2 separate regions of the Mus musculus genome follow, and region 1 is linked to region 2. The links are chromatin loops, found by intact Hi-C in ENCODE. Cell type or tissue: heart. All regions are shown on one strand. Each heading gives the region's core, and the rest is flanking DNA. Links, peaks and the distances in the headings are about the cores only.

What was found. Hi-C counts contacts between places; a loop is a spot of excess contacts. Peaks named below come from ENCODE experiments on the same cell type or tissue, not always from the same donor. Only the 100,000 strongest peaks of a DNase experiment are listed, where the experiment ranks them.
Region 1: it touches region 2 in a loop (5-fold over the local background); 6 of 42 quality-filtered maps call a loop at or near these places.

The regions. Positions count from the first base shown.
Region 1 is chr1:180,334,920-180,337,823 of GRCm38, forward strand. All of the region lies in intron 2 of Itpkb (inositol 1,4,5-trisphosphate 3-kinase B), which reads left to right. Among named protein-coding and RNA genes, the nearest start is that of Itpkb, 5.9 kb to the left of the region's middle. In heart, for the core only: no CTCF peak of the experiment used is centred there; no DNase peak of the experiment used is centred there; H3K27me3 peaks cover 643 bases.
Region 2 is chr1:180,420,833-180,423,736 of GRCm38, forward strand. Itpkb (inositol 1,4,5-trisphosphate 3-kinase B) reads left to right here. Exons shown (of 8, transcript NM_001081175.1): 7 at 443-514; 8 at 843-2,827. The coding sequence ends at 1,058. Among named protein-coding and RNA genes, the nearest start is that of Gm39712, 14 kb to the left of the region's middle. In heart, for the core only: a CTCF peak has its summit at 1,497 (motif pointing left); DNase peaks (open chromatin) are centred at 889, 1,509, 1,789, 2,709 and 1 weaker place; H3K27ac peaks cover 1,531 bases.

The DNA of each region.
Region 1 (2,904 bases), core at 186-2,685, 86 kb before region 2:
GTATGTTCATTACACTAATGCTTGGTCTGTTTGAGGCAGTGGCAGATGCTCGTTCCTACTGTGTGGTTGATCTCATTTTTGAGCTGAGGTCAGTCTCTTTCAGAAGGTAATTGTTGAAGCTAGCTCTTCTAAAATGGGATGGCCTTTCTCTTGCCTCTCCATGGAGGATGGGGAGTTTCCTTACCTGGCATGCAAGAGGTTGTAGGGCTTCCTTGTGGGGAAAGCAACATGGTATTTTAGTGGGTAGCCTTCTGGTTTCATCTTGAATGTGAGATTCCACCCATTTGTACCCCAATAACTTTCTCCATCCTTCCTGGCTGTATTACAGTTCCACTCAACACTAAGAAATTTTGGACTCTAAAACACAGTCCTTTCCAGCTTCCATTTCAGAAAACATGGTCTAGTTTTGAAGAGCAGCAATCTCTTTCTCTGTTTTCTGCTGGTAGTCTAGAAAGACAAATGTGTTTGCAAACAGGAGTCCTAATCAGTCATTTGGGGGCCAGGACAGGGCTCCAGGCACCTTGCACCTGCTGCCAGTATTATCACCTTTAGAAAAAGGGCAGACGGGCAGGCGGGCAGTCTGCCTCAGGGGACAGTGGTCACAGGGCAGCTGGGAAATGCATCTTTTTAAAGGTGAGGCTCAATTTCTCTGCCCTCTGCCCAGCAGTTACTCGTAAGTAAGAGAGGGTCTTCTCTCCATTTGTTTTTGAAACCCCAAAGCTGGGCTGGCACACCCAAATAGCTCTGAGTTGTTATGCAGTTTCCACTTGCCCTTTCTGTGGTGGCTGAACAGCTCCTGCTGACTGCTTGCCAAAACAGCCCATACATGCACGTTTGAAAACAAAGTCTTGTTTGGGAGTGAGTTAAAGGGGAGTTAAATAATAACAAGTAACAGGTAAACTGGTTTTGTTGTTGTTGTCGTTGTTCTTCATTTGTAAGATTAAAAGCAGATAAGTAACCAGGGAGGAACTGGTAAGAGAGGCTCAGAGGTGAGACGCTGTTCGCTCCACCTCCCGCCTTTGAACAGGTTCTTTTAGACACCCACAAAGTGGAGTTAGGGAGAAAGACACCACTAGCCTGCTTTGCTCTCTGAAGCATGTGAAACACACACACACACACACACACACACACACACACACACAGAGAGAGAGAGAGAGAGAGAGAGAGAGAGAGAGAAAGACACAGAGAGAGGCAGAGAGACAGAGAGACAGAGAATATGTGTGCACGTGTGCGCGTGCGCATTAGAGTCAGATGAGTGTGGGTAATCAACTGGAAATTATGGAATCCTAGGGACTTTTGCGCTTTGGTTGAGAGCTTGCACTATGAGCAGAGGTCTCTTTTTAGGCTAATCATGATGGTGGAGCTTATCTGGCAAACTGTCTGCTCATTGGGTCAAAAAAAATAACTCATCCCCCGAGACTGCTATTTTGTCTGCAGAAGGCCAGACATCTTGATGGACCTGGGAGGCCTGTGGGCTGCCCGTTTGATGTTTAGTAGATGAAGTCTAAAGTGTCCCTGCCTGTGCTTCTCTAAACCCTTCTGCATTCTCCTCGGACTCGCTTCTGTGTGTACGGCACCACTGCACGACCTCTGAGCACGTTCCCACTTGCCCACTTCGCCTCACACTCATGCTCGCCCTCGCCTTCGCATTGCTCGTACACACTAACACGTGCCTACACATGCTCACACTCAACTCCTGCCTGCCCCCTCACACCCATTCACTCAAACACGTAGGTTGGAAATGGCATGTTCACACAACCAACCCGGGCCTCTGAGCCAAACTAGACCCTGAGGATTTTTACTGCTGCCCCGCCTTCCCAAGTGCCCACTACGGCACACTGCCCCACACTGCCCCATACTGCCTCATGCCTGATTGGGTGTACAGGCAGAATGTGACAGCATATCTACGTCTTCAGGATCAGACACTTGGGATTTGCTTGGAAGGAACAATCGTGCATCCTTCTGCAGCAGCTTAAATTCTGGTCCACTCACACTTCCTGTTCCCTGAGCTCTGAACAGAACCAAATGGCACTGAGCAAGGATGGTGCCCCCTTTCTACTTTCCCCATTGCAGAAAGCATTTATTTCTTATCCTCCTAGATCATTCTATTCAAGAGCCTGGGGCATTAAGATTCCAGGTAGAGAGTATGACATTACAACGCAGAAGCCTCTTAACTTATAAAATAGATTGGATTGGTTTGTTCCAAAAATCTACTATCAATAATGTGTATGTACAAAAAATGGAACAAGGGTCCAGAAAGATGGATCAGCAGGTAAAGATGCTTGCTACCAGGCTGAAGACCAGAGTTTGATACCCAGAACCTAAATGGTAGAAGGAGGGAACTGGTTCTAGCAAGTCATCTATGGCATGCGCACCTATCTACCTACCCTCCCCCACATATACATACACATGCACAAACACATGCATGCATGTATGCATGCAAAAATTCATAAAATAAAATGTAAAAAAAAGTATATTAAAAACTTCAAAACAGTGCTCTAATACCTGTAGAGTATATAAGGAAGTAGACTATCAGAGAGCCTCTGCCTCCTAGTCTTTACTACTTTTAAGGGACACTGGAATTTTGTTTCTTTGGACTTTATTGTGTGTCTGTGGGAGGGGGTGTTATTGAGCAGTTTTGCTTCTTTTCAGTGAAGAATGAATTTGTAAACATAGCACAATTTAACCTGTTTGAGATGATTGTGTGTGTGTGTGTGGTGATTTTATGTTTGATTATCTAATAGTGAGCACTTTTAAGTGGACACTTTAAAAGGCTTATTTATATATGTGTGTGTGTGTGTAAACACAAGTGTGTGGAAATGCTTCTAGAGGTCAGGGCATGTGTGGGATCCCTGGAGCGACTGTGAGTTGCCTGATTTGGGGATTGAGAAAAGAACTCCAGGT
Region 2 (2,904 bases), core at 245-2,744:
CACTGAGTTCTGGGTGATGGGACTCACAGAGCTGGCCCCTGGGGATGATCAGGTATCTCATTGCCAACAAAGGAGGATCTGTAAGGCTCCGTGGAGGGGACTCTTGTAGAGGCACTGTAGCTTTTCCACTACCCTGTCTTTAGTCAGGAGCACAGCACTCAGTGGTCAGGAAGTTACCATAGCAACCAGTTCTGGCCTCTGCCTCAGCTGGCTGGCTGGCATGCTGGCACGGGCCAGCACTGCGAGAGGATGAGCGGCCACAGTCCTCTGGAAAAGGTATAACTGAGCTCAGCTGGGGTAGATGAAGAAGTCGGAGTAAAATTGGTTCAAGGTCACTGCTAGCTGTAATTCCAAGAGTCCAACGAACTAAATAGACCTGACGCACCGCCCCTCCCCTCCACACACACAGAGTGTGTGAATCTCTGACCATCTCTGCCTTCAGATCGCCTACCGGGACCGGCTGAAGGCCATTCGAGCGACCCTGGAAATCTCTCCCTTCTTCAAGTGCCACGAGGTAGGGTACTGCGCCCTCAGCCCCACAGACACACACTGCCTGCTTGACTGACACCCCTCCCCATCACCCCTAGTCCCAATAGGAAGTGAAATCGCTGATCTAAGCGCCTCTCAGGATCATTACAGCCTCAAGCCTTCCTTTGCCTCTTAAATACCTGGGCACCCCAGCCACGTCTCCCCCTAACCCCGATGTCCTCCAGGCACTGCTCCCCTCCCTTCTGGCCCTGTCAGGTCTATCCCCCCCCCACACACACACACACACAACCCTGCCCCTCCCTGTCCTGGCGCCGTTTCCCTGGTCCCTCTCTCACAGCCCTGCTTCCTTCCAGGTCATTGGCAGCTCTCTCCTCTTCATCCATGACAAGAAGGAGCAAGCCAAGGTGTGGATGATTGACTTTGGGAAAACCACGCCCCTTCCGGAAGGCCAGACCCTACAACACGACGTCCCCTGGCAGGAGGGGAACCGGGAGGATGGCTACCTCTCAGGGCTGGACAACCTCATCGACATCCTGACGGAAATGTCCCAGGGCAGCCCACTCACCTGAGGCCACCGCCACCGTGCATAGCCGTGCCACTTTGCCCGCCACCTCTGCCTGTCGCCTCTCTCCTCCCCTAATTCTTCCTTTTCCTGTCTGAGCGCCTACCTAGAACAGAGCCTCCCATCTGCACTACAGGACACTTTGGAGAAAAAAAAGAGATTTTTTTTTTCTAGATCTTTACTTCCCCGGCCTCCTACATAGGGGCTTGGAGGTGGCGTTTCTCATGCTCTCTAAATAGAACCACCTTCTCGAAGAGAATTACACAAAGCTAGGCCCCACATCCTGTTACACTCAGAGTCGGCACGGGTCCAGAAGGCCGTGTGATCCCTGGTTGCCTAAAGTCTTGAGAGATTAAGCCTCCCTCTGGGAGACACTGCCCCCCTCCCAGAAAATTCTGGCCCACACTGGCTACCAGTAGGGACCTTGCTGCCCCCTAGTGGCTAATGCCATCAGTAAGCACAGTCCCATTTGTGCCTCTCACCACGGGCCCTGAAGCCAGGACAGGGACCTGATTTCTGGGAGTTGGAAATACAATCTCTGGGGTTCTGCATCTGGATTATGAGCAAAGTCTCCTCCAGTGGGAAGTCCCAGCTCCCAGGGACACTGAGTGGCTTCTCTAGAGATGCTAAATCAGGGCCCCACCTTGCCAGCCTAGGAGGAGTATGGAGAGCAGCTCCATTTTTAAAGAACGTCACCCTTCCATCTGGGAGCATTGCCCGTGAATTCAGAGAGGACATTCTGCAAGCGGAGTTTCAGGGGATGACGTCACCTCCTAGAGCTACTGATTACTGCCCTTAATCTGCTTGCTGTGGGAAGGTCCAGAGCTGGGCACAATACTCAAGGCTCACACCAACCTCCAGGGAGCAATCACTAGGCAGCAGTTCTGAGAGCCAGCCACACCCGGGAGAGCAATCACTAGGCCTTAGGGAACCAGGATTCTGGCTTCCTGGAATGATCCCTGAGTTTCCCTTGAAATCACTCACTCTCCCAGCTTGAAGGACTTAGACCGGTGTTTCTCCATGTAATTCGGTAGTTGCCAGAGTTGTTCAGAGGGCTGCCCAAGCCTTCCTCTTGCTCGAGTTCTGAGCTTCTTGAAGGGCTATGGGAAGATAGATCATTGTTATTCGCCACTTCAGCTCTGAAGCAAGTAGCCTCTCTGATTGAAAAGAGTGTACAACTTGTATGACTTTTTAAAAGACAAAACTCCTAGCTCTGTTGCTGTTTGGAGCTATCCTCTTCACCTCTGGGCTTATCACCTCCTCTTTTACTGAGAGACTCTGGATGGCATGTACAGAGGCTCCTCTGGGATCCACGCCAGCAGGCACTGATTAGGGACCAAGGGGAATGGGGTAGACCAACGTGTACACACCTGGCGACATAGCTTTGGGCAGGGTTGGCCGTCTTGACTGTCTGCCCCAGCTCCCTGGGGTTTCTAGAGCTATTGGCCCACGTGGCATATGTGCTTCCCCTTCATGCTGGGTGGGTGAGTGACAGTTGGTGGGGGCGGGAGGAGGGACCCACGACGATGTATAAGTACAGATGTTTAAAAAGGAACTCGTTTAAACTTCCTGGCTCCTATTCAGATGGGCGGTGAGCTCCTGTGCGGGCTGACTTGCTAAAGGTCACGCCCCACGCCCCCCCCCATCCTCGGAGCCCAGACCTTGTGACAGCACATGATTGGGAAGATGGGCAGCCAGGCGTGGGGGGAGGGCAGTAGCAACCAGGCATCCAGCTCTGAGCCTCTCCAGCTGTAGTTGCTAGAGGGCTTGAGGTGACCTCGTGGTCTGTACATTGGCCATTTGCTGGGAAGGGGTATCATTAATTCCAAGAGTCTACAGCTATGATCTGGCCA